Linked DNA regions of Homo sapiens: all the other regions are linked to region 1. A link is a contact called in ENCODE Hi-C or POLR2A ChIA-PET data. All regions are on one chromosome and are shown on one strand. The core of a region is the stretch at or near the end of the contact, and the rest is flanking DNA. Distances in the headings are between cores, read along the strand shown.

Region 1 (2,546 bases), core at 20-2,519:
CAACACAGCTGCTTTAATCAAACAATATCTTCTATTTCTAAAAAAACAGAATATATTGATATCCTCTACTTGAGGACTGAGTATTGAATATCTTCTATGTATAAAAAACATTCAGCCTCCTAATTTTAAAATCTGGAAGTATCTTTTTAGTCCTTCAGCTGTCCTTCCAAGCCCTATTTCACTCATCACAGACACAAAGTAGATGTAAGTCTCAAATTCAGGTACAAATTGGCACAGAAAACACCCTCAAGCTCTGACCTGGAAATGCAAATCTTCTTTCTAGTCTTTCCATCCCCAACCTGGTGACAGCAAATCTCCTTTACTGATAATTCAAAGCAACTCATAACTGCTTTAATTAGAACACTCCCCCAGCACCACCACCAGGAATATCAGCCCCTTCCCAAGGGTTGTTTCTGATCAGTTAGCACCAATTCGCTTTCCAGTTTATCCTGTCGTCCAAAGCATAATCCCAATCAACATTACTGGTAAATCAAAGCAATTTATCATGGTGCGGGGTGGGGAGAAGTGTTCTAATTCACAATACTCTCTTCAATTTGAACACCCCCACTTCCAGGTTTCACAAATACCCTTCACCCACCCAAGCGATCCTTCCGGTTCCCCTAGTGGTGGATCCATTCTCGGCCCCAGATTTTCTTTCTCCGTCGTTTTCTCAGAGTCAGATTCTTCCATTGCGCAACAAGTCCTTTCCAGTCCCTTCTAAATCTTCAGTACTCTTCAGGGTTTGTTGTTGTTGTTTGTTTGTTTTCTTTTTCACCCCTCAACTGCCTATTCTCATCGCCTATGGCCCTCAGGCCTGCTCTATTCTTGCCTCCGCCTTTGTCCACTGGGGGGCCGCTTTCCCCACGGTTACCTTTATCTCTCGAACCTGGCCTCAAGGCACGGCCGAGCTGGCTAGCTTTAAGGCCAAGTGATTCCGTGGTACAAAGTAAGAGTTGGAGAATGACAGGAAAAGAGAGGTGGGTTAGGGGTTCGTCCCGAGTTTGGGCCTCAGGCCCCCAAGGTCTGGAAACCCAAAGGTAACTTCACCCGCAAAGAGGTGAGGACCGCGAAGGCGGAGGTGGCAGAAAGAGCTGACCCATGCCGTAGGCACTAAGCGGAGAACGCCTCAGCTGGCTCGTGGCTTCCGAGCCCGGCCGCTCGGAGAGTCAGCCGGCGGGGGCAGTAGTTACGACCTAACCACCCGCCCTTCAGGAACCCAGGTATCTCACCGCAGCCACCCAACTGCAGGCCAGGATCACGTGGGCATCTGCCTTACCCCGGAGTCTGTCACGTGACTGCCGCTACCAAAGGGACGGGTGGGCTGGGAAGAATACCATAGAGACAGCTCCAGGAAAGCCAGAGTGCCGTCTGTCATCATCACGTGGCCTTGGCTCAGGCTCCGCCCCTCGGGCGGGGTAGGGCGCTGGGAGCCTTCAGCCTCTCTAATGTGGGTGGGCCTGGCCCCACCCATCCGCTATGGAGAATTAAAGGAGCCGGTTGCAATTTCAGTGCCTCTGAGCTTCTCTTTTTTACTGCTGGTTACCGGTAATGGTTTTTGACTGGGAAGACCGAGCATTGTCTTTGCCTTCCTGCTTTTTATTGTTAATTCTTGCAATCGAGTTTGTAATTAAATGATTAATACATCCAAAGCGCTTAGAACTGTGTCTTCCACATAGCAAATACTGTATAAATTATCGTTATTGCTGAAACCAGGGATTCATCAGGAATTTTAACACACACATTCATCTTCCCACTTGTTTAAAACAGGAAGTGAAGGAAGTACCATAGTAAGAAGTCAATAAATAAAGTCTAGGGCTGGGAGTGGTGGGTCATGCCTTTAATCCCAGCACTTTGGGAGGCTGGGGAGGGAGGATCACTTGAGGCCAGGAGTTCAAGACCAACCTGGCCAACATAGCGAGACCCCATCTGTAAATAAGTGAAGTCTAGAATTGAGAACAGAAAGACTACTGGTAGGGATATGCACACCAGGAAAAATGCCCAGAGGGGTTCAAAGATGTTCCTTCTGGAGAATGGGGTAGGGGATAGGACGTGATATGTCAGGGGACTATTATTTTTTATCTGAAGCCCTTCTGTGCTATATATATTTCTATAATGTATAAATGATATATAATAATAAGATTAATATGACATTTAATTATATTTAATATAATCAACTAATACTTAAATAATATGTTATAAATATGTTATTTTAAATAAATGTGTAGTTTAATTATATTATTTATAATTAATATATGATATACTACATGTATTATTTACACGTAAGTGTGTACATATATTACTTTGATAAGAAAAAAAGGGAAGGAAGGAAGAGAAACTGCAGGAAACAGAGTACTATTATTGAAACTGCCTTTGCAAAAACTGTAACTGAGGAAATTATGACAGTGAAAGAGATCAGACCTCACCGACTCCATCTTACATCTAACCTTTAAGGTGTCCTTGTTCATTCCTGGGCGTAGGCCGAACTAACCTTGGGAAGGAATTTAGTTTATAGTTTAACTCTGATACAAAATTGATAATAGCCCTTT
Region 2 (2,546 bases), core at 20-2,519, 1.7 Mb after region 1:
TTTTCTATGTGCCTCCATGCATTTGTACACGTTGATCCTTTTGAGTACAATGTTCTCGCTTGTTTATTTAAGTGAACTTAATCGTCCATGTCCCCCTGCCGTCTTTCTTACAGCAGCTGCAAGCAGCTTGTAAGGCTCTTTTGTAGCTTCATGTTGCATTTTGCAAAGGTCATTTTGCAGGTGGTATTTGTGTGCTTACTGTGCCTTCTATTCCAATTGTTTACTCGCAACTTTGTTTCCTGCACTGGCAGATGCCCTCCCACTCCAGAGGCCCTGTTTTCACCATTGCATCCCCAGGGCCTACCCCACCATCACTGGTTAGTAAATTGTGTGCACGCACACATTTCCTTTTTAAAGCAATGGGACCCTTTAAGAAAATGAAATAGTAAGATAACTCCTAGAGAATTTTCTAGAATGTTTGAGAAAACCTAGGCCATCTTGAAGCATATGTACGAAGCTCCACTAACTCAGCAAAGCTCCACTAACTCAGCCTTTCCTCTCATCCCCCCTCCTCTCCCCTCCCCTCAGGCTATAGTCAGAAAATTGTGGGACAGGTGCAAACAAATCCTTGAACTGTATTTGAACTGAAGTGAAACAGTAGGGTCAAAGAAGAGTTCAGAGGGAGTTGTGGAGTTGGCAGCAGCTTTACAGAGGAACTACACTGAGGGCCTGGGGACAGAACGCGGGTAGCACAGGGCACAAGGTTCAACGTCCCTGCTCCGGGACTCAAGTCACTTGGCTTCTCGAAGCCCCTGCCTTCATTTGGTGATAATCACAGAGCTTCCTTCACAGGGGGAAGAACCAACAACGCAGAGACCGTGGGAAAGAGCCCAGCCTATCGAAGGTGCTCAATGAACAGGAGCCGCGGTGAGTACTCCGCCTCTACCCCGGCTGAAGCCCGCCCCCGCCGCCACCTATTAATTTTGTAGTTTGGAGTCACCGAGTTCACCTCCTCTCATAGGAGGAGAAGGCTGGGGAGGAGGAGTGTGCGAGTCGGGGTAGCTGAACTCCCTGTTTGCCCGGAGGAGGGGGAAGGCTAGGAAGTTTCGGGCCCCACTCAAAATGGAGCCAAACGTCTGCCTCGCCTAAGATGGCGGCTTCTCCGCCTCTGGGCTCAAGGTCTTCAGCGGCGATTGGGCACCTTAAAGAGACGAGCGGGTCCAAAGGTGGCTGAGAACCGCCCTCCTTTCTCAAGGTGGCGCCCCGCCCCCCCGATGACGTCACCCGGGAGCCGGCGGCTCGCGGTTCCCCGCCTCCGCCGCGCTCACCTCGCGAGTCCAGCCCTCATAAGATGGCGGTCGCCTTGGTTGTCTGGGTAGCGCCGCCACTCTCAACATGGTAGCTGTTTATCCCGTATTTCTCCTCCCCTCTCCGCCTCAACTTCCTCATTGTTTTGAATAAACTTTATTGACTACTCCGAATTGCCTACCACCGCCACTGGGCTTCTCCCAGCGACTTTTCGGGCCGTGTGCCTCGGACGTGGCGGCCGGTTCATCTCTTTCCCCGTTGGTTTGCTCGCGAGTATCTCCTGCCGGCCCAGCGACGACGCCACTTGCCCGTTCGCCGGGCGGCCGCCAGACTAGGCCCAAGCCGCGGTCTCCAGTAGGCCCGAACGGCCGGGCCGAGGGGAATGTTGTGGAGGAGGCTGCTCTGAAGCACCGTTGAGCGGCTGGCGCCGCGCGACCCAGCGGGGGGCTCGAGGGGAAGGCGAGCGAGGTTCCCGGCGGTACGGGGACTATCCCAGAATTCGACGCGCGTCGCCGTAGGGGCCGGAACTACCGGACGAGCCTCCGCTGAGGCGCTTCGCAGTCCCGGAGCTAGCCCGGCTGCCGGCGTGTCGCTGGGGCTGAGCTCCGCGGGCGTGGAGTCCTTGCAGCCCAAAGCATGAGGAGGTCCCTGTAGGATTCTGGACTGAAGACGTTCTTGTCAGGTTTGGGGCGTGAGGAGGTTCCTGTCAGTTGGGGAAGCGTTAAGATTCCTGTAAGTTTTGGGGGCTGCGAGGCTATTACTGTCAGTTTTAGGATATACTGTGAGGTACCTGAACATTTGGGGAGACTAGGGAGCTCTCATCAGTTTGAGGGGGGGCTGCAAGGAAACGCTGCCAGTTTCCGAGCGATGCAAAAGAATCCTTGCTTAGTTTCGGGAGTGTGAGGAAATTCTAGTCAGTTTGAGGGGTTTTGAATAGATCCTTTTGAGTTTCAGGGATGCAGCCAGAACCCTGTCATCTTTAAAGTACAGAACGAGCTGGTCAGTTTAGAGATTTATATTTATTTCAGTTTTGGGGGTGATGAGACTCCTGACTGGTCGGGGAAGGAATGATATTGAGAGTGATGGAAAGGATTATTTAAACTCTCCGAACACGACCCCAGAACTGTGATTTGAGTTGGGCGCCTAGTCTTGTCTGTCTTGTTCGTGAAGGCTTTGAGTAACCTGAAGAGACTTTCAGGGATCCCTTATCTCTCTCTGGTTGGCCCTATTTCAGGTGGTGAGAGGAGGGTCTTGTCTTGAGATACCCCCAGCCTCATTTTTGACGCTGTGGTTTGCGT
Region 3 (2,546 bases), core at 32-2,531, 1.6 Mb before region 1:
GTAGAGGCTGGGGAGGGGGTACGGCAAGAAGACAGGATATGTCTTTGAAAGGTAACCAGGAGTACAATACAAATATTAATAATTCATACATTCAGGAGCACATACTGAGATAGTATTTGCTGCATGCCTATTCTTTGTTAAGTAGTATTGTAGATTCTGGAAATAAAGCAATGACGAAAAACAAATGAAACAGCAGAGAGGTGAAAACAAGCAGAGTATAAATAAACAATACTAGACTGTAGCTCAAGATCTCCAGGTAACCAATCACTTATATGACAGAGATGAATAGTCCTGCCTGCACAATTCTATAGAGAACGAATGAGCTGCTTAATTTTTTTAATTTAGAACTTTCAACAATTTTTGTGCAAATCATTTTACTTCAGTTTCCTTATGCATAAAATATGAATATTGCCTATATAACTGCATCCGTGAAATAGAATATGTTTAAGTACCCAGGCAGAGTATTTCACATATACTATGCAATAAATATATGGTAGACGCAGCTTTTACTATCCTAGACCAAGTACTACTTTTACTTTAAATCAATTTTAAAAAGAATTGGTTGAATGGTAAGCAGCAGGTTGATCTGGGGCCTGTGAGAGACGGAAGAATAGAGAGAGAGAAAGGGAGAGGGAGAGAGAAAGAGAGAGACTGACTTTCCATAGCTGAGAATCAGTTTGAAATTCACACCTGCTTTACCCCACACACAGTAATTATGCACAAATAGGACAAATGGATAGGAAGGACTATGACGGTACCAAAATAGTCCAACCCATGCCCACAGTAAATGTCCTTGGTAAAAATAAACGTACTACAACACCCAGAAGTCTCCCTTCATCCCCAATAAATGCCTCTCCTAAGTCGCCCTAGTAGAGAATGGAAAGGAAACCACAACCACCGCCACCACTAAGCTTCCTGGATCCTGCTAAAAGACCTGTCCCTCCAGCCTCTTCTGAATTGCATTCTCACCTTTCTCTGTCGGATCAGCTTGGCCAGCTGCATCCCCGAAAGCAGAAGCAATGGTTCAGTCACCGGCCGAGGGGTCTTTGAGGCAAACTTTGGACCCCCTAAGACTAAAGCTGCTCGGCCTACTAAGCCTATGAGAAAGCCTAGCGCCCGCAAGAGGAACAACTGAATGCGGGCGGTAAATGAAGGTGCCATCGCAGCCTGGATTCCGCACGGTCCTAGTGCTTGAGGGTTACGTGCACCCTGGGGAAAGGACGAGAAAAGTACTAAGCAAAGAGGGACTTATGAAGCTTTTCGTTTACAAGTCCAGTGTCTACCCACAATTCCACAGGAGCTTGTTTATCATCACCTGCAGGGCTCCTAGCCAGAGATGGGGGCGGAGACTTCCCAGCAGCTGCCTGTGTGCAATGCTACCTGTCGTTAGTGCTGTTGTAACCCAAGACAGAAAATGCGTCATAAGAAAGAACACTGGCCTTGGAATTCCCCAGTTCTGCTACTGTGTAGCCCTGGCCAACCTACACTATATCTCCTAGTCAGTTTACTCATAAGAAAAAAAATGGGAATAACTACTCCTATATCAAAGGGTTACCATAAACACTAGATAATAAGTAAAAACATTTAGCACAATTTATGGTAAATAGTATAAGTGGTAGTTGTTATAGTTTATTTCAGCTGTGCTTGTGAAAAAAGTGTTGTAAGTATACCTTTGTATGCAAATATTCAGTATGCTCAACAAACAACTAAATGGCAAGTATATATATATTTTCCATATGCATATTATTTAATCCTTATAAGATCACTAACAGGTAGTACTGATGAACATCAAATCTCCAGCCCATCTGTCTCCTAAACTGGACACTTGAAATGCCTTTTTTGACATATCCATGTGAATGTCTTCCAGATCGTTCAAACTCAACAAGTCCAAAACTCATCCTTTTGTCCCCCAGACTGCTGCCCCTACAGGTCTACAAATGGAATTTTCATCCACCCAGTCAGCCATGCCAAAAATCTAGAATCACTTCAGATTCTTCCATTTCTCTTATTCTCATGACAGAATCCAGCCCTTCCTTCTCAACTCAGTCTGGCTCAGATCTCACTGAGGTTTACATGAACTTCTACAAATAATCTAGCTGATCACTCTGCCTTTATTTATAGAGTGTTCTTTCTAATATGTAAATCTGACAATATTACACCCCTGCCAATAACTCCGCAATAATTCTCCATTTTCCACAGATTCAAGACCCATCTACTTTGTCCAGCATTCGACTCTCATGACTGGTGTCTGAAAAACTCTATGCTTCATCCCTAACCCCTTCTATCCCTCACATGCTAAGCTCCTGACAAACAACTATCCGAAAGTTCTCTCTTCCCTCCTTATCTTTGCATCTGCTTTCCCAACCTCTTCATCTAGTTCAGGACAAGTACCACCTCCTCCAGTAAGTCTTCCCTGAACTTACAACTGGGTGTGATGCCACTCTTTTGTAACCCTGCACTCCACAGATTAACAAAATCATAGCACTTACAACCCTCTGTTATGTGTTAGGTTTTTGTGTCTATGCCCCATCTAGATATAAACTCCT
Region 4 (2,546 bases), core at 31-2,530, 1.4 Mb before region 1:
ATTATTACTTCTATTTTTCCTTGTAGATGTTATTTTATTAAGTGTAGTTGTTCTGTTAACATCCGACTCATCCCCTCATTCAAATACCATAAGTATCTGAATAAGAAAGATACCATTAAGCATTGTTTTGTTTACAGAGTTTTTGGTTGGTTCATTTGCTTTCTGTTCAATTTTATTTTGCTGCTTTTTACCTTTTAATAAATCAAATATTGATACTGGTACAACATTAGTATACAACCTTTCTCAAAATATTTAAATAATTATTTCAACATTCCTTAAAGAATACCCAACGTTTCTCCACTGATTTATAAAACTATAACTTTAATTATTTCTTATAAAGTTATTTTTTTGCAAAGCTTTCTATTCCGATACATAGATCTGATTACTGGTTATTGTGGAAATATTATGTCAAATGCCCAGTACTGGGAGAAAAGCCAAATTATAAATCACTTTAAAATTGAGTTTTACGGACCAAGTGCAAGATATGTAACAGGTGCTCAATAAATATTTGTTGAATGAAAAAATCGATTAGAAAACATCTAATTTCCTGGAAAAATTAATAGACATGAATTGCAGATAAAAAACAAATCCCAGTTTTGCAAAAGTTTAGGAAAAAGGAAAAAAAACTATGAGCATTAATATTTTGCTGTGAGGCCCTCAAAAATGGGAGATGGGACTGCAGTTGATGATTTTCCTCTTAATATTAATTTCCTAAAATGTAGATAGTGTTCACGTTGTACATGCAATTATCTTGCAATAAAGAAAAGGAAAAAAAAATCCCTCGAAAACAAAAACAAAAATGCCAGGAAATATCAGTCAGCAAAAATTAGGTAGAGACTGGGTCAAAATGGCAGACTTACCATAGTGAATTTCTCTGTTCCAACTCCAAATCCTTTCAAAAAGAGGAAAGACATATTTACGTGTAAAGAATAAATCCATAAGGGCATGGGACGGTGCAGGGGCAGGGGTGGGCGCGGGGGTGGGCGCGGGGCGGCAGCAAGGCGAATTCCAAGAAGATGGAAAGCAGGGCAGGCAGACTAAGAAGGTGGAGGTGGGAACCAAGTGGCCCTGAAACGGGTGAGGAAGGGGCCACAGGGTTCCGAGGACGACTGTGGCACGAACTACTCCGGATTTGGAAAGAGGCGGAGTCAGAGCCCATAGCTCCGCCGGGGCTACAGGCTGTGTGGTGGGCGTGGGAGCCTGGTGGAGAGGAGAGCCGGGTGTTTGACAGGAAGAGGAGGCCTCTCTCTGGGCAGGAAGCTGCGCTACGGAAAGAGGGAGGAGACTGCCGCGGCGACAGCAGGGACTGGTGGAATCCCGATGTGGCTGAGGGGCCGCCACCGCCAGCAGGGAGGCGGAGGGCTAGCGAGCCAAGCGGTGGGGACGCCGCTGCCTTCCTCTTTGCCTGTCTCGCCGCCCTCCTAGACACGCTCCTCATCTACGGATCCTACCCTCCCCGCTCTTGCAAGCATTCACTCGGCCGGTCGCCTGCTGACCCTCCTTCGCCACAGGCTCGTAGCGGAGGCAGCAGCGAGGTGTCCGATTTGGGCACGTGAGGCCCGCGATCCCCGGCGGTGGACGCCAGGCAGGGCAAGGCCATTAGTGGGCGCCAGAATGGAGAGGGGGATGGGAAGGAATCCAGCAGGAGACATGGGGTGGAGTTGGGCGCCAGGCAAGGGTGGGGTGGGGGAGTGCGGTGAGCAACATGAAAAGGGGGTAGGAACGGGAGCCAGACAAGGATTTGAAGGTGAGCGCCGGGAAGCAAGGGCGGTGGGTACCAGAGAAGTGGTTAGGGTAGGCAGGGGGTGTTGTGGACAGCAGCTGGGACGCTCAGGGAAGGAGGGCAGTGGGTGCCGGTCAAGGCCTCTTTGCAAGGGGATTGGAAGTGGACGCCAGTGGTAGCAAGGGGTTCCGGGAGGGCAGTGGGCTCTGAGCTAGGAGGAGGTGGCCCAGCCACTTCTGCAGAGTTCCTAACCCCAGACAGCTCTACTGCACCACCCCAGCCCTTCCCCACAGCCCAAAGGAACTTAAGAGGGAGAGCACTGCGGGCATGCAGCCAGGATTTCCAGCATTGCTTCCAGGCTCCTAGGGGAAACTTAGGCACTAGCGCAGACTACATCCAGACATGGCTATAGGGAAAAGTTTGCCTTGTGGCACACTGGGTGTGTCTCTCTATCCTCTCTCCTCCCCCAGCAGGCATGAAGACCCCCAACGCACAGGAAGCCGAAGGGCAACAAACCAGGGCAGCTGCAGGACGGGCCACTGGGTCTGCAAACATGACAAAGAAAAAAGTCTCCCAAAAGAAGCAGAGAGGCCGACCTTCATCCCAGCCCCGCAGGAACATCGTGGGCTGCAGAATTTCTCATGGATGGAAGGAAGGAGATGAGCCCATCACGCAGTGGAAAGGAACCGTTCTGGATCAGGTGCCTATAAATCCCTCTCTTTATCTGGTGAAATATGATGGAATTGACTGTGTCTATGGACTGGAACTTCACAGAGATGAAAGGGTTTTGTCTCTTAAAATTCTTTCTGACAGGGTGGCATCA
Region 5 (2,546 bases), core at 20-2,519, 1.3 Mb before region 1:
GTTTTAAGCTTTTGTGCATCAAAAATACTATCAAGAAAGTGAAGACACCCCACAAAACGGGATAAAATATTTTCATATCATATATCTGATAAGGTTCTCTCATCCAGAATTTAAAAAGAACAATTAACAGCCCTGCTACAAACAATTCATTTAAAAAATGAACAAAGCACTTGAAATAGACATTTCTCCAAAGATACACAAATGTCCAACAAGCACACAAAAAGATGCTCATCCTCATTAGTCATTAGAGAAATGCAAATTAAAACCACAATTAGGTACCACTTCATACCCACTAGGATGGCTGTAACGATAAAACTGATTGAATCACTTCTAAAATGTCTTTCTCCACAGATTTATGATCTCACAAATTCCTGTTTTAATTATAGCAATTGTTCTAAGTTTAGTGTCTAGGTTATTCTGTTCAAGTGAACAGAATAATTCATGCGCAAGCACAATTTATAGGTATTTAACAATTAAACGTCTGAAGATAGGAGGCAACGGCAAAATTATGAAAAATCCTAATGCTTAATTTTATGAAGCTACTACAAAACATGTTCTCAGAAAATATCTAAAAAATTGAGCAAATGTTTATTCTACATGGAAATGAGCAGGACATGAAAGTGCATATTCAAAATTATCCAAGCTTTGTAAGAGCTTAGAAAAAAGGAAAAGGAAATAGTGTTAATATTTCACTGTGAGCCCTGGAAAATGGGAGGCCGGCTTAGTTAATTATTTTCTCTTCATGTCAATTTTCTGAATTTTACAGTGTCAATATTGTGCATGCAATTCTTTTGCAATCAGGGGAAAAGAAAAGAAATCCTCAAGAAGTTAAGTCTGGGAATGACAAGTCAGTAAAAATTACGTAGATTGGGTCAAGATGGCAGCCTGAACACTGAGCAGTAGCGCATTTCTCTTGTCCTACCACAAATCCCCTTCAATGGAGGGTGGGGGGACGCGGGGAGGGAGGGGAAAGGAAAGGGCTAATTCCTGAAAGGTGGAAAGCAGAAGGGGCAGGGGCGCAGAGGGTTGAGGTTAGGTGAGGGGAGGGGCGCGTGCTAAACCAGAAGAGGTAAACCAATGCAGTGAGAGAGAGGTGGTTGTGGGCTCCACAGCTTCTGATTTGGAGGAAGCTGCGAGACCGAGAGCCTAGGAGCACCTTCCACGCCCAGGGCTGTGGTACAGGTTGGTGGGGGAGGGGCGCCACGCGGTGTTTGGCAGGAAGGGGAGGCCTCTCTACTGACCGGAAGCTGCGCTAGAAAAAGAAGGAGGAGACTGCGGCGCAGCAGCGACTAGTGGGAGTCCGATGTGGGAGAGGGGCTGCGGCCACCGCCACCGCCGCCGCCACCAGGAAGGCGGAGGACGCAGGAGCCAAGAGCAAGGGACGCCGCCACGGTCATCTTCGCCTGCCCCGCCGCCCTCTTAGAGACACTCATTGCCTATGGATCATCCTCTCCCAGCTTTTGCAAGCACCGGGCTGCTCGCCCGCTGATTTTCCTCCTCCATAGGCTCACTGCGGAGGCAACGGCGAGGTGTCCGATTTGTGCACTTGAGGCCCGCAATCCGGGACGGTGGGGAATCTGCGCCTCCTGGCCGGGTAGTGTTGGAAGCAGGGCGAGGGGAATGGGGAAACGCTTCGTATTTCACCGAACCGCAGATCTTAGCCAGACTGAGCTGGGGAGGAAGGTTACTGCAGGCACTCAGCCAGGGTGCCTTGATTTCCAGCTTTGCTATCTAGCTTTCGGGAAAAACAGGTGTGGGTTTACTGGGTGCGCTGATTAGGAGAAAAAGCTCTCCGTGTTATGCATTGATTTTGTTAATTTCCTTTCTCGGTCCACCTGGCAACTGTGCTCCTCTTCGCAGGCATGAAGACCCCGTTTGGAAAGGCAGCTGCAGGGCAGCGGTCCAGGACGGGCGCTGGCCACGGCAGTGTGTCTGTTACCATGATAAAGAGGAAGGCTGCACACAAGAAGCATAGGAGCCGACCCACCTCCCAGCCTCGGGGGAACATCGTGGGCTGCAGAATTCAGCACGGATGGAAAGATGGAGATGAACCTCTAACACAGTGGAAAGGAACCGTTCTGGATCAGGTACCTGTAAATCCCTCTCTGTATCTTATCAAATATGATGGATTTGACTGTGTTTATGGATTGGAACTTCACAGAGATGAAAGAGTGTCATCACTTGAAGTCCTTCCTAATAGAGTTGCATCATCTAGAATCAGTGATACACACTTGGCAGAAATAATGGTTGGCAAAGCAGTGGAACATATTTTTGAGACAGAGGAAGGTTCCAAAAATGAATGGAGGGGGATGGTCTTAGCTCAGGCACCTGTCATGAACACATGGTTTTACATTACCTATGAGAAAGATCCTGTATTATATATGTACCAGCTCTTAGATGATTATAAAGATGGTGACCTCCGCATCCTTCAAGATTCCAATGATTCTCCTCTGGCAGAGAGGGAGCCAGGAGAAGTCATAGACAGCCTGGTAGGCAAACAGGTGGAATACGCCAAAGACGATGGCTCCAAGAGAACTGGCATGGTC
Region 6 (2,546 bases), core at 34-2,533, 1.0 Mb before region 1:
GGTCAGCTAGAGTCCTACTAATTTCCTTAGGAAAAGTAAGCCTGTTTTCCCTAACGGTGTCCCCGCGCCCAGCTGACCCTGCCTTCCAGTCTGCTCCTGGAGCAGAAGTGGAGAAAAAGTAAAGAGAATGAAGAAGAAAAAAGTGAAGGGAGAAAAACTCCAAAAGTACACAAAGAATCAGTGAGCAATGAGATTGACAGCGAACTGCAATGCAAAGTGCCTCAGATGGACAGCTGGCAGCACTATGAGTGGCCTCTTGTGGCCTCACAGAGGAAGAGCCACCAGCCAGGAGAAAGCATCAGCCCCTCAAGCCCGGGTCTGCACCGCGTGGGCACAGAGGCCTGTTGGGCCAGGAAGCTGCCCTGCTCCCTGTGGCCCCCACCCCTACCCCATCCTACTGTTGCCGGTTCCCCCAAAGTGACCACATAGATGGGAAGCCCTGCTGTAGGTGAGATGGGTGCTCCTAGGCCAGTTTCTTTTTTTTTTTTTTTTTTTTGGTGTTTGTTTTGGTTTTTGGCACCAAAAACAGAAAGAGGGAAAGAAAATGGGGGAAGGGAAAGACAAGACTGCTGTTTGTGGAGCCACATTGCCATCTAGTGGAAGTTGTTTCTGAACACAACAGGATGCACGGACACCTGCCTTCTGCCAGGAACAGAGATCAGCGAGGATGTGCTTAGACTATGTCTAAGCCTGGGTTTCCCCCACCGGGGTTCTGAGCCCTTGAAGGAAGTGTACCTGGCATTGGGACGCTTTGGAGAAGCAACTACTCTAGAGGCCCCAGGACAGAACAGCCAGGCAGCCCCAAGACCAGTCAGCCCAGAGGGCGGAGCTGGCCCGGCAGCCATGTTGAGATGGACATAAACGAAGCCACTGGCCGAGACGGGGGCCGTTTACTCTGGTGTCTTTTGTGGGGAGTTCCGGGGTTCCCTTGGCTGGAGCCACGTGTTGGCAAGGGGGCCCCGATCCTCCCGGGGAACAAAGGAGCTTCGGGATACTGGAGACGTGGCAACCCAGGACCAGCAGTACCTGGAGATGACCAGGGGAACCCATGGTGGGTCGCCCCTACCTGCCCTTTTTTTCGGAGAGAGCTGTGGAACCAGGGAGGCATCCTGGGAATGAGCACAGGCCAAGGGCCAGCTTGGAGTTCCTCTCTTGTCCTGCTTCAGCCTGGGGGCTCCATGCCGCCATCTCTTTTGCGCTCGTGGGGTTTCCCCAGCACTTGTGCCCAGCTGCCTCCGGTTTCTAGATACAGTTTCCGCTTGATGGCAGTATGGCTCCACAAACGCCAACTACAACTGTAACCCTGCCACTTCAACTCCAGGGCCTCCGCCTTTTCCCATGTGAAAAAAGGTAAAGAGGAAAGAGAAACAAAAAAAAAGACAGAGGAGTGAAAGGAATCAGTCACCTGGTCCCAGATTGATCACCAAACTCATGGGACCGTGTGACCAAGGACCAGGACCAGTAGGCTGGAGATCCTGTGGGAATCCTGTTTAGGGAGCCAGCCTTTGCCCTTCCTTTGGCTCTCTGCAGGTTTCATGGCTCTTGCCCGTGCAGAAAGTAAACAACAAAAAACATGATCATTACTGGGACACCACAGGAGGACTAGGATCATAGGGCTACTGCCCCAGGACAAGGTGCTGGTCACCCAGCTGGCTTACACAAGGTTCTGCTGCAGGACTGGGGGTCCTACGAAAGCCTGGAGCTCCAGGTAGAGTTTACCGCCTTGGGCTGACACATGGAGGTCATCAAAATAGGTGGACTGCTCAACTGGAAACCACAGGGCCTGAAGCAGGAGTATCTCTCAGAGAGGACACTCAGCAACTTGCTCAAGTCTGACTCTGCTCAGGCTGTCCTGGGTTTCACACAGATGGGGGTGGGAGGAGGGTGGCTCAGGGGTGCTGGGGAATGCCACCACACACCACAGATTCTTATGGCATCACACAGGGCCAAGGCTCCCAAGGGAACTCTCTCTGTCTCTAACACAAAGTGAGGTTCCTTTTTAAGCAGCTTGACCCAGGATGCTCCAGTTTTACACCAGCTGCTGGATCCTATCTGTTAACAGACTTCCCACATTGATTCTCAGGAGAAGGCGAGAGTTGCCCATCAATCAATGGCATGATGGCCCAGGCCTGGAGTCAGGAATTCTCCCCTGTCTCCTGTTCCCTTTGCACATTTAGAACCTGTGTGGGAGAAATTGTAGGCAGTCTCGTGCCTGTGGTGGTGTGTATGTGTCTGTGTGGGAGAATGCTTGGGCCTGCACCCCTGTGCCCCTGTGAGGTTTCTTGTTTGTGTGTCTATGTGTGTGTTTGTGTGTGTCTGCATGTGTCTCTGTGTGCGGGTGTGTTTGTGATTTCATTTCTGAGGTCCCTAGTGAGTGTGTGTATGTGTATCTGTGTCTATGGTTTGTGGGTGCCTTCCTGTGTGAGAGTGGGTAAACTGGCACATGGCAGAGACAGCCTGCCTGTATACACTGAAATCCGGATAGTTGTGTTCACATGGCTTGACTGGAAGGAGAGGAAATGGGGGAAAACTTGCTGAGGCTCCTA
Region 7 (2,546 bases), core at 19-2,518, 1.0 Mb before region 1:
ACGTAGTTTTTTGCTATTGTCGCCCAGGCTGGAGAGCAATGGCGCGATCTCGGCTCACTGCAACCTCTGCCTTCCAGGTTCAAATGATTGTCCTGCCTTAGCCTCCCGAGTTGCTGAGATTACAGGCGTCCACCATCACGCCTGGCTAATTTTTGTAACTTTAGTAGAGACGGGGTTTCACCGTGTTGGCCACGCTGGTCTCGAACTCCTGACCTGATCTGCTCACCTCGGCATCCCAAAGTGCTAGGATAATAGGCGTGAGCCACCGCGTCCGCCCCCCTACTCCTCCTTTTTGATGGCTCATGATTACTACCAGGCAGTGACTTGGTCCATCCTCCACCCTTCCTGAATACCTTGAACAAGCAAACATTATGGCACTTGGATTTGACTATCACATTGTAGCTTTAAAAAAAAAAATTCAACTCTCCTGCCTTACACAGAGAAAGACATACACTTCTGAAGGCTGGCCTTCAACAGATGCTTTTTATTGGCCTTGAACCAGCCTTTTTTTTTTTAACAAAAAAATTTTCCAATGCACGCAAAAGTAGAGAGAATAATATAATAAATCCCTACATATACATCACCCAGCTTTAAATTATCAACTCATGAGCATTTTTATTACACTTTCCCTCCACCTTGGCACCAATGACTTACTTTCAAGCAAATCAAAAGATTCAAGTCTATTTCTTAGAAAATATAACTACAATTATTTCATCTAAAATATTACAAATAATTATTTAATGTCGTTAAATATCCATCATTTCATTCAAGCATATTTTGTGAAAGAGCTGCTTAATCCCTGCATGTTATTTTTTCTATTTTGAAATCATGGAAAGAACAGGGAAAAGGGGAAGGAAATTTGTGAGAATGCATAAATAAGTTTCAAAGAGCCTAGATGTCCTAGATGAGAAAGAATCTGACCTGGTTTAGGGTGGGAGAAATTTATTTCTCTACTTCTCCGGAGGAGGAGGGTGCGACTTCAGGCCGGCTGATGCAGGAGGAGGTGCGGAGGGTAGAGTGGTACTACCTCCGTTGGGAGTTCCTTCCGGATAATCCCAACGCGGAGCGAGGAGGCAGCGCTTTTTTGGAGGCTTGGCTTCCCGTGCGTTTCCAGGTGGGAGAGTGGATCTCCCGGAGGCACAAGGTTGGTCTCCCATAAGGATTACAGAAACGGGTCGTCAGTTTTCTCCGGTGGGCCCTGGCAAAGCCAAGAGACCTGAGATGGCGGCGAGTCCCCTCCAGGCACAGAGCTGGCTTCCTCCTGTTTCGCTCTTACCGTATTTCCTGTATCCTGAGACGTACATCCCTTCTCCGCCTCCACCCCTCCTCCCTACCCCATTCTATTTTAATGTTTCTATTAGGATGGGTGTTAAAAACCGATGTCGTTATTTAATATAGTGTTTTTCCATCGCGCCCCACCCCCACTAAATGTAAATAAATTTATTGAGAATTTAATATAATTTATGCAATTTTAAGATGAGAAGAAATTCAAGTTTACCTTTAAGTGGTAAACTCTGAATGGCTTATATGTGTGGGAGGGACGCGGGGGTGGGCGGTAACCAAATAAATTATTGAAGAGCTTTACAAGCCAGCTGCAGATGCACATCACAGAGCTGTGAAACTAGCTACAAACATTTAAAAAGCAATATGCAAACATGTAAGTTGACTAGAGTGCAGAATAGCACACTAGCACAAACCATGGAAATTGAATGTGGAAAATGAATTCACCGTATGTCATAGAATCTAAGATCATTTTTTCTTTATTTTTTAAGCAAATTTGTAATTTTTGAAGGCTTATTATGTTTTTCCCCAAATTTGAATATCTAGGAAATCTCTGCGACCTAACAATTGATGGTACACTATACTTTAGTTGGCAGCTTTTTTTTTTCTTTCTTGTAGGTATGGAAAATAATGACCCATCTTACTAGTGATGATATGTTATATTCTATGATTTATGGTAACCAGAAGAAAGTACCACGTGTCTCAGAAGAAAAGGCTTCTGGAACTTCTTAGACCTTCATTATTAAAATAGCCTACACATCCATCTCCCTTTAGCTATGGACAAACTAGATCACACTTCTTCAGCTTTGTTCTCAGTGCTTTTTGTTTGTTTTTTGTTTTTTTAAATGGAGAGAGCTTAGTCCTTAATGCCAGAGTAGAAGTGCCTGTTAAACTCTGCTGTTTACAAGCTCTGAGCTCTTTGAGTAATTATTTAAATTCTTGGAACTTTGGTTTCTAGGCCATAATTTTTTCCTTGCAAAGGTGTTTCCATAACCAGGGATAATACATGTAAAGCATTTACTACTATAACTATCTCTTATCTCCACCCTTCTACCTTCCTCCAAGTAACCAGCACAGCCCTTTACACAAATTAGGTACTCAGTAAATATTTGGGAAATAAATGACCCCGTGGTTTTGTGCCAAATGCTACTAATAAAGACAGAAAAGTCAGATGTAGCTGTAGCTTAATGAAAAGATGTGAGGGAGGCATTGAGAGAGGCAATATTTTAGAGCTAGAAGAGTAGTTGGAACTAGACATACTGATG

What was found. Hi-C counts contacts between places; a loop is a spot of excess contacts on that map. ChIA-PET counts read pairs that join two places held with the same protein, here RNA polymerase II (POLR2A). Pooled maps may share reads with other maps.
Region 2: a loop to region 1 is called in a map of B cell, with 19 times the contacts of the local background. The contact joins the promoter of PHF8 here to the promoter of RRAGB in region 1. A Hi-C loop is called at or near these places in 4 of 168 maps with a recorded cell type or tissue (B cell, CD8-positive, alpha-beta T cell and naive thymus-derived CD4-positive, alpha-beta T cell), 3 of 37 single-sample maps with no recorded cell type and 19 of 50 pooled maps.
Region 3: a map of PC-9 shows a loop between it and region 1 (12-fold over the local background). The contact joins the promoter of FAAH2 here to the promoter of RRAGB in region 1. A Hi-C loop is called at or near these places in 2 of 168 maps with a recorded cell type or tissue (PC-9 and naive thymus-derived CD4-positive, alpha-beta T cell), 1 of 37 single-sample maps with no recorded cell type and 10 of 50 pooled maps. POLR2A ChIA-PET finds 5 or more read pairs at or near these places in 1 of 52 experiments (activated CD4-positive, alpha-beta T cell).
Region 4: a map of naive thymus-derived CD4-positive, alpha-beta T cell shows a loop between it and region 1 (11-fold over the local background). The contact joins the promoter of SPIN2B here to the promoter of RRAGB in region 1. A Hi-C loop is called at or near these places in 1 of 168 maps with a recorded cell type or tissue (naive thymus-derived CD4-positive, alpha-beta T cell), 1 of 37 single-sample maps with no recorded cell type and 12 of 50 pooled maps.
Region 5: a pooled map shows a loop between it and region 1 (27-fold over the local background). The contact joins the promoter of SPIN3 here to the promoter of RRAGB in region 1. A Hi-C loop is called at or near these places in 2 of 37 single-sample maps with no recorded cell type and 6 of 50 pooled maps.
Region 6: a loop to region 1 is called in a pooled map, with 8 times the contacts of the local background. The contact joins the enhancer-like site here to the promoter of RRAGB in region 1. A Hi-C loop is called at or near these places in 2 of 50 pooled maps.
Region 7: a loop to region 1 is called in a map of B cell, with 28 times the contacts of the local background. The contact joins the promoter of NBDY here to the promoter of RRAGB in region 1. A Hi-C loop is called at or near these places in 8 of 168 maps with a recorded cell type or tissue (B cell, CD4-positive, alpha-beta memory T cell, CD8-positive, alpha-beta T cell and 4 more), 30 of 37 single-sample maps with no recorded cell type and 28 of 50 pooled maps. POLR2A ChIA-PET finds 5 or more read pairs at or near these places in 4 of 52 experiments (MCF 10A, activated B cell, activated CD8-positive, alpha-beta T cell and 1 more).

What each region holds. Positions count from the first base shown.
Region 1 is chrX:55,716,472-55,719,017 of GRCh38, reverse strand. RRAGB (Ras related GTP binding B) reads right to left here and starts at 1,269. Exons shown (of 10, transcript NM_006064.5): 1 at 599-1,269. The coding sequence starts at 690. RefSeq lists enhancers at 651-780, 941-1,140.
Region 2 is chrX:54,043,196-54,045,741 of GRCh38, reverse strand. It overlaps PHF8 (PHD finger protein 8), which reads left to right and starts at 1,269. Exons shown (of 22, transcript NM_015107.3): 1 at 1,269-1,980. RefSeq lists enhancers at 678-1,137, 1,348-1,597 and a silencer at 1,158-1,327.
Region 3 is chrX:57,285,441-57,287,986 of GRCh38, reverse strand. FAAH2 (fatty acid amide hydrolase 2) reads right to left here and starts at 1,281. Exons shown (of 11, transcript NM_174912.4): 1 at 970-1,281. The coding sequence starts at 1,161.
Region 4 is chrX:57,120,282-57,122,827 of GRCh38, reverse strand. SPIN2B (spindlin family member 2B) reads left to right here and starts at 1,280. Exons shown (of 2, transcript NM_001006681.2): 1 at 1,280-1,590; 2 at 2,197-2,546. The coding sequence starts at 2,199. It also overlaps a transcript of FAAH2 not described here. RefSeq lists a silencer at 993-1,112.
Region 5 is chrX:56,994,264-56,996,809 of GRCh38, reverse strand. It overlaps SPIN3 (spindlin family member 3), which reads left to right and starts at 1,269. Exons shown (of 2, transcript NM_001010862.3): 1 at 1,269-1,594; 2 at 1,861-2,546. The coding sequence starts at 1,863. RefSeq lists an enhancer at 1,238-1,337.
Region 6 is chrX:56,762,653-56,765,198 of GRCh38, reverse strand. The region is part of intron 2 of NBDY (negative regulator of P-body association); the gene reads right to left. Among named protein-coding and RNA genes, the nearest start is that of NBDY, 35 kb to the right of the region's middle. RefSeq lists enhancers at 583-942, 938-1,439, 1,403-1,522, 1,543-1,592. Within about 2 kb of position 1,283, at least 24 of the 41 ENCODE cell types and tissues checked have a DNase peak (open chromatin) inside an H3K27ac peak, as active enhancers do.
Region 7 is chrX:56,727,965-56,730,510 of GRCh38, reverse strand. It overlaps NBDY (negative regulator of P-body association), which reads right to left and starts at 1,268. Exons shown (of 3, transcript NM_001348129.2): 1 at 922-1,268. The coding sequence starts at 1,157. The coding sequence ends at 951. RefSeq lists an enhancer at 1,148-1,227.